Regions from separate parts of the Homo sapiens genome. Here region 2 is linked to region 1. A link is an interaction called in ENCODE POLR2A ChIA-PET data of the cell type or tissue named here. Cell type or tissue: HepG2. All regions are shown on one strand. Links, peaks and the distances in the headings refer to the core of each region. The heading gives the core; the rest is flanking DNA. Region 1 holds the start of MOSMO (modulator of smoothened). Region 2 overlaps MOSMO (modulator of smoothened).

The links. Peaks named below come from ENCODE experiments on the same cell type or tissue, not always from the same donor. Only the 100,000 strongest peaks of a DNase experiment are listed, where the experiment ranks them.
Region 2: POLR2A ChIA-PET joins it to region 1 with 23 read pairs; 23 of 35 experiments call an interaction of 5 or more read pairs at or near these places.

The regions. Positions count from the first base shown.
Region 1 is chr16:22,003,987-22,010,584 of GRCh38, forward strand. It overlaps MOSMO (modulator of smoothened), which reads left to right and starts at 4,125. Exons shown (of 3, transcript NM_001164579.2): 1 at 4,125-4,421. The coding sequence starts at 4,316. RefSeq lists a silencer at 3,917-4,156. In HepG2, for the core only: no CTCF peak of the experiment used is centred there; a DNase peak (open chromatin) is centred at 3,655; H3K4me3 peaks cover 2,285 bases.
Region 2 is chr16:22,074,070-22,080,667 of GRCh38, forward strand. MOSMO (modulator of smoothened) reads left to right here. Exons shown (of 3, transcript NM_001164579.2): 2 at 1,418-1,630. Among named protein-coding and RNA genes, the nearest start is that of VWA3A, 15 kb to the right of the region's middle. In HepG2, for the core only: a CTCF peak has its summit at 3,831 (motif pointing left); a DNase peak (open chromatin) is centred at 3,812.

The sequences.
Region 1 (6,598 bases), core at 2,334-4,833:
GACTTCACATCAGGGCAGGGAGGAACATTGGGCACCCACGTGATCTATTTAGGTGTCTCTTAGTACTCCTTTGCCCTATTTGGACAGTAAATGGACAAATGCAGCAACCACTGCCTGAGAAGTGCACAGCAACTAGGTGCTCAGGCTCTCTAAGGATGGAGGTCTAGACCACCCCATCACGCAGGCCACCTAGATCATCTGAGGTGCTGGCAGAAGGGAAGAGGTTTCTAGGATGGATAGAAGAGGGGACTGAAGGGTATGTTCGTTATGCCTCTAGATGAGCTGTAGCGGCGGCAGGAGCTGTAGTTCCCACTAACCCTCCTCTATATGTTTCCCACAGGAAAAGATTCCCCAGGGTCCTGAAAGTGCTGCTCTCCAAACTTAAGTAGCAAATGAGAGGCACAGCACCATGTGGGCACTATTGCAAATGCTGCACTACACTGCCTCGGTCAGGACTGAAGGACTATTCCCCGCCTACCGGGTGGGTGGTAGGTTGACAGATCTCAGCTGTCAGCCCTCTTGAGGAATTGTCTTTGTCTAAAGAGAGCTGCCCTCCAAGCTCCATGGCAGGTCAGTGCAGGGATGAAAAGACTTGGCCCATTTACTCCAACTCAGGCCAACTCAGCAGCTATCCTAGTTTCAGAACTCCCCTGGGGGTCTGCCAAAGCCTCCCATGACTGCAGCACAGACTGACTTCTCCCTCTTCCCACCCCTGCTTCCCTTTCCCCATAGGACTTGATTCTCAAAGGCTCTCTAATAAACTTTCTGCACTAATCAATAATCGCATTTCTGAGTCAGCTCAAAGGGAACCAATCCATGAAACAAACTGAGATTTGAGCCCGGGCGCAAGCTGCTAACTCTGGATTTAGTTTCTTGTGTCTTCTCTAACCCCAGAAACCCCAGGTACATGTGTGGTGCGTCCACCATGCTCTTGGCCCACGAAACCTAACCCCTAGGGAGACAGTGTGTTTATTGTCAGGCTGAAGATACTCCTTAAAGAGAAGAGTGATCACACAGTCCCTTCCACAGCTTTGCCCGTGGTCCCATCTGGATTCAGCCTCTTCTGGCCAAGGCCTGCCATCCATCACAATAGAGCATGCCATGTTCATGGCCCTTTAACAGCTGCAGAATGGCTGTTTATGACTTCAGGCTGCACAGCATATCTCCCTCCTGGAAGCCTTCTATGTTCTTCTGGGTCCCCAAGGCTTTCTGCCATAAGGAGTCTTGTGGCTCATTTCTGAAAAGTCCCAGCTGCTCTGCTTAGGGGTGGGTGAGAGGATGGGACGCTTCTGTCACCGAGGCCAGGAGTCTTGTTAGGCCAGATGGGGGTAAAAGGCCCAGAGAGGTGACATGGCTTTCCCAAGGTCAAGTCAGGAGCAGGGCAGGAACTAGAACATAGTTCTGTATTCTCTCTGCTTCACTCCATCACCTCTCCCAAACCCTTAGGGTTTGCCTCTGCTAAAATCTAGACTGAGATACAGAGAGAAGGGGACTGATCTGTCCTGCAGACCTCAGAGACTGGGGACTCTGAAACACCAGCCAGGCACAGTGGTGTGGGCCTGTAGTCCCAGCTACTTGGGAGGCTGAGGTGGGAGGATCACTTAAGGCCAGAAGTTGAAATCCAGCGTGGACAACATAGTGAGACCCTATCTCTGACAAAAAAAAAAAAAAAAGGAAAGAAAGAAAAGAAAAGAGCTATAGGGATAAAAAGAGGGATTAATGGGAAATCTGTAAACAGTTTGGCCCCTGCCAACCCCACCTCCCATTCTGGATGGTAGGAAGGTTTGGGATAGGTGACTATTCTCTGTACTGATGTGCAGCCATTAGTATGATAAAAATGTTTTAAATTCTTTTAACTCAATACTGGTTGTTCTTGTGCTTTAATCTTAGACCCAGAACCATTTGTAAAGGGTAAAAGGAAGAACTGTATTATTTATTTATTTTATTTATTAGAGACAGGGGTCTCACTGTGTTGTCCAGGCTGGTCTTGAACTGCTGGACTCAAGTGATCCTCCCACCTCAGCTTCTGGAGTAGCTGGGATTATAGGTGCAAACCACCACGCTTGGCTACTTGTATTTATTGTAAACACAAGAACCCAATCATCATCATTCTATTCAGCTGGAGTTAGAATATGTGCAAACTGTTCAAACATTCAGCCCTAGGATTCTTCTAAGCTGGCCAGTAGAGAACATCAGTGGATATTATCTGGGAATTTAGTCCTGTATAGTTACAGTTTCTTCTATCACTGGGCAATAGAAAACCCCAACAAGAAGCCAAATATGACTCAATTAAATTTCTCCAGTACTTATTTAAAAAAAGAAGAAAAGAAAAAAGAAACTGAAGACTATTGCAGTAATGTGATATGCATTATATCTGGATCCTTGGAGTATATGAATTATCTTGTGTCAATTTCTGTGGCAGAGGAAAAATAAATTGTATAATAACAAAAAAAAAAAACCTTTCCCCCAAGAGACCAATGTTTGGACAGAAAAGTCAATATAGACCAGCAATCAAACCCTTCCTTCTCCCAGCTATGTAGTGACACTGATACTCTGTTGCACATTTCTGCAAGGCTGTTGGATTTGGTGGAATTTGAAACCTCCTGAATTTTGTGGACATGTAAGCATTCCAAAAATAGAGACAGATGTCACTCTTCTAGGTCCTTCTAGAGACGACCTATGTGGCATTTAAGGAGAAAATGAGTGTTTCATCTCCATCTGCTGCACGGAGTACCATTAGGGAGAGCTGGATCAAACGTCAGGGTTAGTGGTGATTCGGCCCATGAGCTGTGGAAGAAAAGAAAACCTCCACCATAGCATATGCTGACAAATTATGCAAATGCCTTATTTTCCTGTTTATTCATCCAACTTAAGACGCTGCACACACAACTCAGTAAACGGGATCATAACACCTGGTTGCTCAGGTCAAAAACTTATTCTTGAGTTCTCTTTCAACTCCTTCCCCATTATCAGCAGGTCCTTCCCTCTATCTACAAAACATCCAAATCTGTCCATTCCTCTCCATCTTCACTACTCTCACCCTAGCCAAAGCTACACTTCTCTCTCGTGGACTACTTGGCCTCTTAACTGGCGTCCCTGTTGTCATCTTTGCCTTTCCCCCATACAAGCTACACTATGGATCTTCACAGATTAAGTAAGATCATGGGATTCTGCAAACACCCTCCATTGCCTTCTCATTGCACTCAGAACAAAATCCAAGGCCCCCAAAGCCCTACACCTAGCCTCTGCCTACCTCTTGTCATACTACTCTCCTGCCACACAGGCCATTTTGCAATTCCTTGGACACGCTGATCTCTTTCTGCCCCCCTCCCCTAATGATCTTTGCATTGGCTGTTCCCTCTGTCTGGTCTTGCGCCAGGTCTTCAAAGTGCAGATCTTTACGATCGTGATGGTCTCAGCGGAAATGCATCCTTCCCTATCGCAGGTATCGCTCCGACTCCCATCACACTGACCTCCATTGAATTCAGGGATCTGCACCTGAAATTATCTTTATTTTACAGATAGGTTCTTAATGTGTTTCTGTCTCTTCCCACCAGAACGTGAGCTCCCCAAGAGCGGGCGCCTTGCCTCTGTCCACTCCAGCACCTCTGCACCTACAACGTCTGACGAAGAGGGGTTGTCGAAAGCTATTTGCTAAATGGGGCAATCCTGGGAGCTGACGGCCGCGGAACGGGCAATGAGAATACAAGGTGACAGGGACCGCGCGGGGCCCGGAGTCGCTCGGCGGGAGTCGGGGCCCGCCTCCTGCTGGAAGACGGGCAGCTCCCCACTCTCATTCCAGTTTTGCTTCTGAGGGGCTCAGGAGGGGCCGCAGCCTGTGCCCAGTCATCAACATCAACAATCTTATTAGTGGGCAGAAAGCCAAGAGGTGGCGTGGCCTGCCAGAAGAGACCGGGACCCGGGCAGGGACCGGAGCCGGGCCGGTCGGGTCCGGGTCCAGAACGTAGAGGCGGGCGGTGCGGGGAGGGGCCCAGGGCGGCCGGCCGAGCCGGGAGGACGGAGCTGGGGCGCGGCGGCTGGGGAGCCGGGACCGGCCTCGCCAACGCCGCGGCTTCGCTTCCGGGTGAGGGGCGGGCGGGCCGAGCAGTTCCGGGGCGGGCGGCGGTTCCGTCTGTGCGGGCCGCGCCGCGGCTGCTGGTCCCGGGCGCGCGGAGGGCGCGAGCGGCGCGCGGGGGCCGAGGGGGCGCGAGGCAGCGGCGCGGGGACTCCGGGCCCCGGCGGCGGCCCATGGGGCGGGAGGCGTGAGGCCGCTGCCTGTCCGGGGCTCGGGGGGTGGGGGGAGCGGGGCGGGGAGATGGATAAACTGACCATCATCTCAGGATGTCTCTTTCTGGCCGCCGATATCTTCGCCATCGCCAGCATCGCCAACCCGGACTGGATCAACACCGGGGAGTCTGCGGGTGAGCCGCTGGCGCGCCGGGCCGGGCGGGGGATTGGCTGAGGGCGACGCGAGAGAGGGGAGACCCGGACTGAGGAGAGGACGGGGTGGAGGGTCCCGGCCGGAGGCTAGCCTGAGGAGACCGGGGGCGGAGGGGAGACCCGGGCCGCGGAGGAAAGGGATGGAGGAGAGGAAGCCGCCGGGCGCCAGCGGGACCCCCGGGCTGAGGGGAGAGGCGCCCCAGGCCGGGTGAAAAGTGGCCGAGGAGACCTGGGCTGGGCTGGCAAGTCCCGGACCGGGGAGGAGGGGAGCAGCCCTCCGATGTGAGGGATCGCAGAGGAATGAGCTTCGTTCTGGATTAAAAAAAAAAAAAAAAAAGTCAAGGTGGGAGACGGGAGGAAACTGAGGCTCCTGCAAGGGAATTAGAAACCAGGCGGAGAGGCTAGGGCTGAGAGTGAGGCAGCCTGCGGGGCAGTGCGGGAGCCACTAGAGAGCTGGTGGGCGAGGGGAGGCCGAGAGGGATCAGGTCCGACCCCAGACCCTCCACCACCAGAGGAAGCTGCGGCCGGGGGCGAGCCCGGGCTGCGGGCGCTGACCCCACCAGGCAGGGTGAATGGTGGGTGCTGGGAGAGCTGGTGGGGTTGGTGGGAGTGGGGGGCGCCGGATTGGAGCCCCTCTGCACCGCCGCCCCCGCCCATCCCCTGCCCGCTTGGCAATGTTTGAGAAGCTTGTGGCTTCGGATTTTCCCTTTGAAGTGTGTATGTGGTTATAATTCTGCTTTATTTTAGGCCCGGGAGCTATAATACTACTAATAATAAACCTCATTTTATGGAGCGTCTTTCATTCCAGCGCATCACAAAAACGCTGGAGAGCTCTTAATAGTAGTTACAAAATTAAATAACACATTACAGTTGCAGGCAGCCCGGCAGCGGGAGCAGTGCTTGCTGTACCACCACGGAGCTGTGGGCGGGAGAGGCAAGGTGGTGCCCTCGGGAAAGAGGCGGGCATCTTTCTGAAGGGTACCCCAGGTGAATGCGCTTCCAAGATTTTTCTCAGCTTGGGCCACTTCTTTCCCTGTTACCTCTTCTCCCTCCCCTCTTCCCCCGCCTCTCTTTCTCCCTCTCTCCCAGACCTGTGAGACCAAACCTTAATTAATGTAAACAGCTGTCAGGAGAGCTGCTCCGATTTAAGGAATGGTCTTGTTTTTTAACTGCTTGTTCAGTGCAGGTGAAGGAACTTTTGGAGGGTTGGGAATGTCAAGCTCCCTCCATGGATAATTTCTTATAAAAATGCGGCCGGGCGCGGTGGCTCACGCCTGTAATCCCAGCACTTTGGGAGGCCGAGGCGGGCGGATCAGGAGGTCAGGATTTCGAAACTAGCCTGACCAACATGGCGAAACCCCGTCTCTACTAAAAATACAAAAAAAAAAAAAAAAAAAAAAAAAAAAAAAAAGAGAATTAGCCGGGCATGGTGGCGTGCACCTGTAATCCCAGCTACTCAGGAGGTGAGGCAGGAGAATCGCTTGAACCCGGGAGGCAGAGGTTGCAGTGAGCTGAGATTGCGCTACTGCACTCCAGCCTGGGCGACAGAGCGAGACTCTGTCTCAAAAAAAAGAAAAAGAAAAGCATCACTGTGCTGTCAAAACTTAATTTTTAAGTATTACTTATGGTTCTGTATTTATCCTGCAATATTTTTAGCTCTTAGAAAAAAAGTGGTAGCTGGGACATTTGTTGCTTCCTCCTCCCTCCCTTCTCTCCCCCAATCTAGACCTAGTAACACAAAATCATGCTGTCATATTCACTGGTTATTAAAATAACACTCTAAAAATTCTGCTACTTTTCTTGCCCATAGAGTTTTAGCAGAACTCTTAATTGTAAAAGATATGAAGAATCAGGATGGTTTCGAATTTGGTGGTACTATGGGCTTTGTTTATGAAAATATTGTTGCTGCCCGACAACTTAACACGGTTACATGTATGACATCCAGTTCGTGACCTGTTGATGTTTTTATCCTACTTACATGTGTATTGACTCCTTTTATGAGACTTTCAGGCTTCACGTACTTAGGGGAAAAGGGGTTTCGGTGCTGTAGCAGAAGGAATCTTTTTACAAAGAAGTTTTAGATAGAATCCCAATAGATAAAATAGACTAAATGACCATGCAAAAGATATAGTTGAAAGAGAAGAATTGTTACATATAA
Region 2 (6,598 bases), core at 2,293-4,792, 70 kb after region 1:
GCAGAAAAGCACCCTCCTTCCAGCAGCCCCACCTAGCCACACGTGCACGTGCACACACAAGTCCAGCCCTGCTCTGTCTTCCCACCAGGGCAGCTTCCCAAAATGCCACTAGGAATTTCACCAGTTCCCTTCACAGAAGACATTTGTTCGTGGCAAGTGCTATGATTTCGAGGTCAATGTCTTTTTTATTTTTGTGTTCATATTGAGAAAATAATGCTGGCCAGGCACAGTGGCTCACACCTGTAATCTCAGCACACTGGAAGGCCAAGGCGGGAGGATCGCTTGAGACCAGGAGTTCTAGACCAGCCTGGGAAACATAGACCCCATCTCTATAAATAAAAGAATGTAGACCAAAAAAATCCCCCCAAAATGCAAAAATCTGTTATGTTTCTAATAGCTCCAGAAATTTCCATTCCTATATTTTTGGTAACTTTTCCCATTTGCCATTGCTCTTGGAAGGGGAAACAAGTAGTTTTTATTGAGAAGTACCATTGAAAACATTCTTCTTATTGGGGAAGAAGATCAAATAATTGCTCTGTCACCTTTCTAATCTAAGTTTTTATAAATTACCCCAAATTTGATTGAGGGAGGGCCCTTGGGTTTGACATGAGAACATCCTTATGGAAAAATAATGCTTGATGTTTTACCAAAATCACTTTTATTTGAATGGGGAGAGACACTTTAAGAATTACCTTCATAATTTGCCTTTGTGATTTTCTGTGAAGCATGCCAGCCATGGTTTGGCAGTGTGAACACTTGTAAACTCTACAAAAATTGGTGAATATACCAAGTTTGGGACAGAGGGCCCTCCTAGTTTTTCCAACATTTTCTTGAGTTTAATGGAAAACTACTTATACTGTAATATTCTTAGACCTTATACCTTTCATAAACATATTGCTTCTGGCATTTAATCTATTATTTAATTTTATTTCTATATTACAATTAGGCATATTTCAGGTTTGTCTTCAATTTCCTGAAAAGTGATTTTCTTTTCAGCCAAAATGAAGTCATATACAATGAGTCTTGGATCTAGGAATCAAAAAATACCAGTTCTTTCTGCCAGCATGCAGGCTCAGTGAGGGCAGGAACCTCATCCTGTCTGCTGTTATTTCCCTGGAGCCTAGAAAAATACCTGACACAATTACTCAGAAAAGTATTTATTTAATGAATGCCTGAGTGAACTGCCTGTTATGACTTTTCTGAGGTCATTTGTTATTTTTTTAGGTTCACTTTGTATGTTAAACTAAGTATTACTACGTTATGAACTACAGCAGATGCTGAAGAGTAGGACTTAGGATGTGCTTGAATGACCCACGAAGAGATAAATGAGATTTAAGAACTAAAGGGGTGGTGGTGAGGAATATTCCCTGGACAGGCCAAACCCACTAAAGTATTCCCACCATTTGCATCTCCCCAGGAGCACTCACTGTGGGCCTCGTGCGACAGTGTCAAACAATCCATGGACGAGACCGGACGTGCATCCCTCCCCGGCTTCCCCCGGAGTGGGTCACCACACTGTTTTTTATCATCATGGGAATCATTTCATTGACTGTCACATGTGGTTTGCTGGTGGCTTCCCACTGGCGAAGAGAAGCTACAAAATATGCTCGATGGATAGCATTCACTGGAAGTAAGTAACCTGTGCTTACTAAATTTGTCTAGAAGGCACCCACCCACACTGGTATTTTTATGAAGATAATCAAGAATCAGTAATAAGGACTTCATAATCATCAAAGAGCACCACTTGTGTATGGCCGTGAGATAGACTCTACACAGTCCCATCATTTCTTCAAAACTCTTTCTGCAAGACCAGGACATCCACAACTTTAATCACTTTGTATGAAATGCTATTTTAATGAATTTTATTTTTGCTCAGATTGTGACATAAGTGTTCCAGGTTTGTGACTCAGAGTTACCAGTAGCCTGAGTCTTTTCCTCTTCTTGAAGCTATTGGTATCATCTATCAAAATAAAGATAAGTATAGAACAAATACATAAAAATATAAATTAGATGAAGGTGGAAATATTTTTTAATATTGATTTTGAGTTTCTGCTGTATGTTGTAACCATTGAAAAATCAACACATTTTGTTATTTAATAATTGTTTATCAATATTTCTTACTCCATTAAGCTCTGCCCAAGGGTATAAGCTTATATATTACACATTCTCTTGTACTTTGCAAAATTGGTTTAATTTCACAACACATCAGAGATTTATCTCAAGTTAAACAGAAGAAACAAAAATGCACAAAGAAAAGACATTTCTGCAATTCTGCTTTCGTGCTTCTTTTTCTCCAAAGCAATTTTGCACCCCAGGGGTTATTTAACAATATCTGAAAACATTTTTGGTAGTCACAACTAGGGGGATGCTGGTGGGTAGAGGCAGGGAGGCTGCTAAACGTCCTACAAATACATAGGACAGCCCCCCACAACAAAGAATTATCTGGTTCCAAGTAGCAGTAGAGCCACTGTTTAGAAATCCTGCTCTAAAGAAACAGGAGAACAATACCTATGCAAATGAGACTTTTAATTCAGTGCCTTAAAATAATCTCAGGTTTGCATACATTTTTAAAAATAAATATAACAGCTGACTTTCTCTTGATATTTTCATTTAGAACGCATATAATTGGGATAAGGGATAATCCCTTGTATCCCTATTAATGTTAAAACTCAGTTTATCCTAAAGGGCTGCAGGAGAGTGATATTCCTTCATGAGCCTCTGTTTCTTCCTGTATTCTCTGAAATTGATACTCTTTAATGTGTATGTTTCTGACTCTGTTTATCTATATTGCCCTTAATTTTTAAATTTAGATCAAGTTGCCTTTTATATAAAAAAGGTTCTCCATCCTTGTTAAGCAGAGTGAAACAAGTTGGTGACCTTTCCCCTGTCCAACAGACCTCCTGAGACAATTCTTTTCTGGAGAGAGGGTCCAGAAGCAATCGTAGAAACAGTGCGGCTAAAGTTAAGGATATTGATGAGAAATTTAAAGAGAATCTGCTTCTTTATCTTTTACTCACAGATTCACTAATCCAGATAGAAATCACTCTTCAAGGAGTGAAATAATATCAAAGAAGGATTTAGTTTCTGGATTTAGTTGAAATTTGGGAATGCATATGCCTTGAATACCAAAAACCTAAAATATGATTTAGCAAGGTAGTGTGAGTCGAAACGTTATATGCTCTCATGAGCTATAGATTCTTATGACCCAATAAAGGGAAAGAACTAGGATTATCTGTTTTCCATTCCCCTTAAGCAGAGAATATTTAAGTATGTGTAGTTGCCCCCAAATGCAATGTATTTTTTTCTTTATTTTTTAAATAATTTAACTTTTTGAAATAATATGTGCATATGATGCATAATTCAAAATCTCTGAAAGGGTAACCATGTGAAATCATATTTGGCCCTGTCACCCAGCCATCCCATTAACCCCTTTCCTGGAGGCAACCATTTTTACCAGTTTCTGGGGTTTCCTACTAGAGGTATTCAGTGCACAGAAACATATCTATTATGTGTGTGTTCCATACATACATATTTATGTAAAATTTTTTCTACTGTTCTGTATCTTGGTTTTTAAACGTAATATATCTTTGAGCTAATTTCATTTAAGCAAGCATAGAGCTCCCCCATATCCCGTGACAGCCCCACCGAGGACCTCCTGGGGCTCCCTAGTCAAACAGGTTAATGAGTCTAATGGCTCAAGGCTTCTGAGAACCTCCCTGGTGCATGAGGACCTTGAGGGTGAGGATAAGGGCTGCCTTGCTTTTAGCTTCCTTAAATACATTGTTTTTGGTACCAGAACGAGTGGCTGGGGTGACAGTTCTGAGAGGGATTGGGCGCCCCCTAGTGTTTCCACTCCACCCCTGAAAAATGTACTTTATTATGTGTATTTCTATTCCCGTTAAGCTATAGTTTTCATAATAATGTAAGGGTGATATCTTCTGATGGCCGTGCACAGTGGGGAAATATGTCTCAGAGAAGAGCCCCCACATGATGGGGGTTCCCTATGGGGGCAAGAGAAACCAAGATGAGTCGTCCTGTTCTTCAAGTTTGGCCCTTGTTCTTTCCTTTGCCACCCTGATTTCCACCCTCACCTACCAGTGCACCTGATTTCTGACTCTCGCCACCAAGAAATCTGTGCCATGGAGGATATGAAATTGTGTCTTTACAAACTTATTTAGGATCCAAAGCTCAGCCTTCAAAGTTTGATATTATCAGCATTAATAATATTTTAAGATCTAAAGTAACTTAATAGTTCACAATAGCTTAAAAGAAAAACTCATCCACCTGCATTAAATCTGCTCCCAGGAAGTATAGAGAACCTGCTTCCTTGGATTTAAAACTAAGGTTAAACAGGACTTCATTGTTCCCTTAAAATTTAAGCCTTTTCTAACAAATTTGGAAAATATTTAACTCTTGAAAATGTTAAACTCTTTGGTTGCAGAATGATTACTCCATTATAAAGGATAGATCTTTTTTAGAGTAGAAAATAGGAAATGATAGGAACAAAGTTGGCATGTCAACATAATGAACAAATTTAACATCTGCATATTCCTAAAGTACTTTTCTAAATTACTTGTTTCTTGAGATTAGTCAACATTAAGAAAAAAATTGTTTTACAACAATAATTTTGCCCCATTGTTTTTTAAATTAGATTGTGTATAGTTACCTAAATTGTGGTTTCATTTTACTCACCAGACCATATTAAGCTGTGGAACCATTAGAAATTGGTGACAGACAACACTGATAAGTGGGCATTGGCAGCACTAATAGTTATTTGTTGCTGACTATGCAACAAAAAAGCTAAAAGCTATAAAACATAATGCCTGAATTTTTCATTTGTTCTATAGTAGCTATCTAAAAAAATCCAAGTTTGCTTATGTAATATTATTTGGTGTGGTCATTTGCCCAAAATGAAATAAGCTGTAAGTTTGTATAATATAAAATAATCTACCTAAATCGTACAAGTAAGAGTGCTGTTGTTTCTTAAGCTGATGTATTACTTAAGCAAATGTTTTTTCTCATTGTATTGCTGGAGTTATTCCTTCTGGAAGGGGTTCCTAATTGACTTTTTTAAAACTCTGAAAGTTTTGTTGATTGGTTAACACACAAAAAAATGTAGAGACGAGTGTCAGCTGAAATGTTTATCCAGGACTCTGTTAGTATTGCTGGGGGATAGTTTTCACCTGGAGGTGAAAACGCATTCAGTTAATAATGGAAGGTCCAACTCTTCATGTACAGTGCCTAGTAATCTGTCCTCACATTACACTGAAGAAGTATTTCTGCCTCCAGAGAAAGTTGAAGGACAATGAACACTTGAGCAATATGCTTTCAAAAAGCAAAAATATTTTCTTGGAAAAGCTAGCCTATCTGTAAATAGTTTGTGTTCACTAAGAAGACCATTTCTTTGGTAGCACAAGGGAGCAGGCCATTTGCTGAAACACTGGACTGTGGAATCACTTTTACCCGGACATTGGGTTTTCTGATATCCTTTTAAAAACATTTTAACAAATAATATACTCCTTTGTGTTTACATGCAAAACTCAAAGAAGGTTACCTATCCTCCCTGACTTTAACCTACCTCTCTGGGTATTCAGAAACCAGACAGAGATTTTATTTTTTGGAATATTATCCATGATAAGAGATAACCACTGTGACACTTTACTAATCCCAGAGATCTGAGGTTATTTCTACTAGCTGGTTTTATTTTATTTTTATTTATTTATTTTTGTATTGAGACAGAGTCTCAGTCTGTTGCCCAGGCTGGAGTGCAGTGGCACAATCTTGGCTCACTACAACCTCCACCACCCAGGTTCAAGTGATTCTCCTGCCTCAGCCTCCTGAGTAGCTGGGATTACAGGCTTGCACCTCTACGCCTGACTAATTTTTGTATTATTAGTAGAGACAGGGTTTCACCATGTTGGCCAGGCTGGTCTCAAACTCATGACCTCAGGTTATCCGCCCGCCTCGGCCCCCCAAAGTGCTGGGATTACAGACATGAGCCACCATGCCCAGCCTCTACTAGCTGATTTTAAATCAGAGTAAGATAAGTGATGCTTATTTATATGTACCTTTTCTCCAATTCCTTCTCACTAACACTGAGAGGAACAGAGAATTGTCAGAATAGTAACTATTGTGATAATGGTATGCAGCACTCATTCAGCACTTACTGTTACCTGGCACTGTGTCAGGGACTAGACATTATTTTATTTATCCTTCTAGTATTTCCCCCATTTTCAGAAGGGAACCAGAGGCTTAAGATTACACAGCTAGTAGGCAATAGAGCTGGAATTGAGCCCCTATCTGACTCTAGCTAGTGCCCTTAATTACTATTGTAAATGGCTAGGAATCGTATTTGTGAGGATTTGGTAGGTTTGGAAAAGGACTTTCTTAATCCTGATATTCAGAATTGTCCTAAAACTTACATAAAAGCCTAACCTAGCTTTTACTGTATTGTTAGGCTTCAGGGATACTATGTGACCTGAAATATATACACATTTTTAACAAGTGGTCCATGTTTTAACAGGTTTGGCCAGCCCTTCTTACAAGCTTCCTTTGTGCCAAATTTTCATTGTTTTTTGAAATCACCAAACCATGTTAC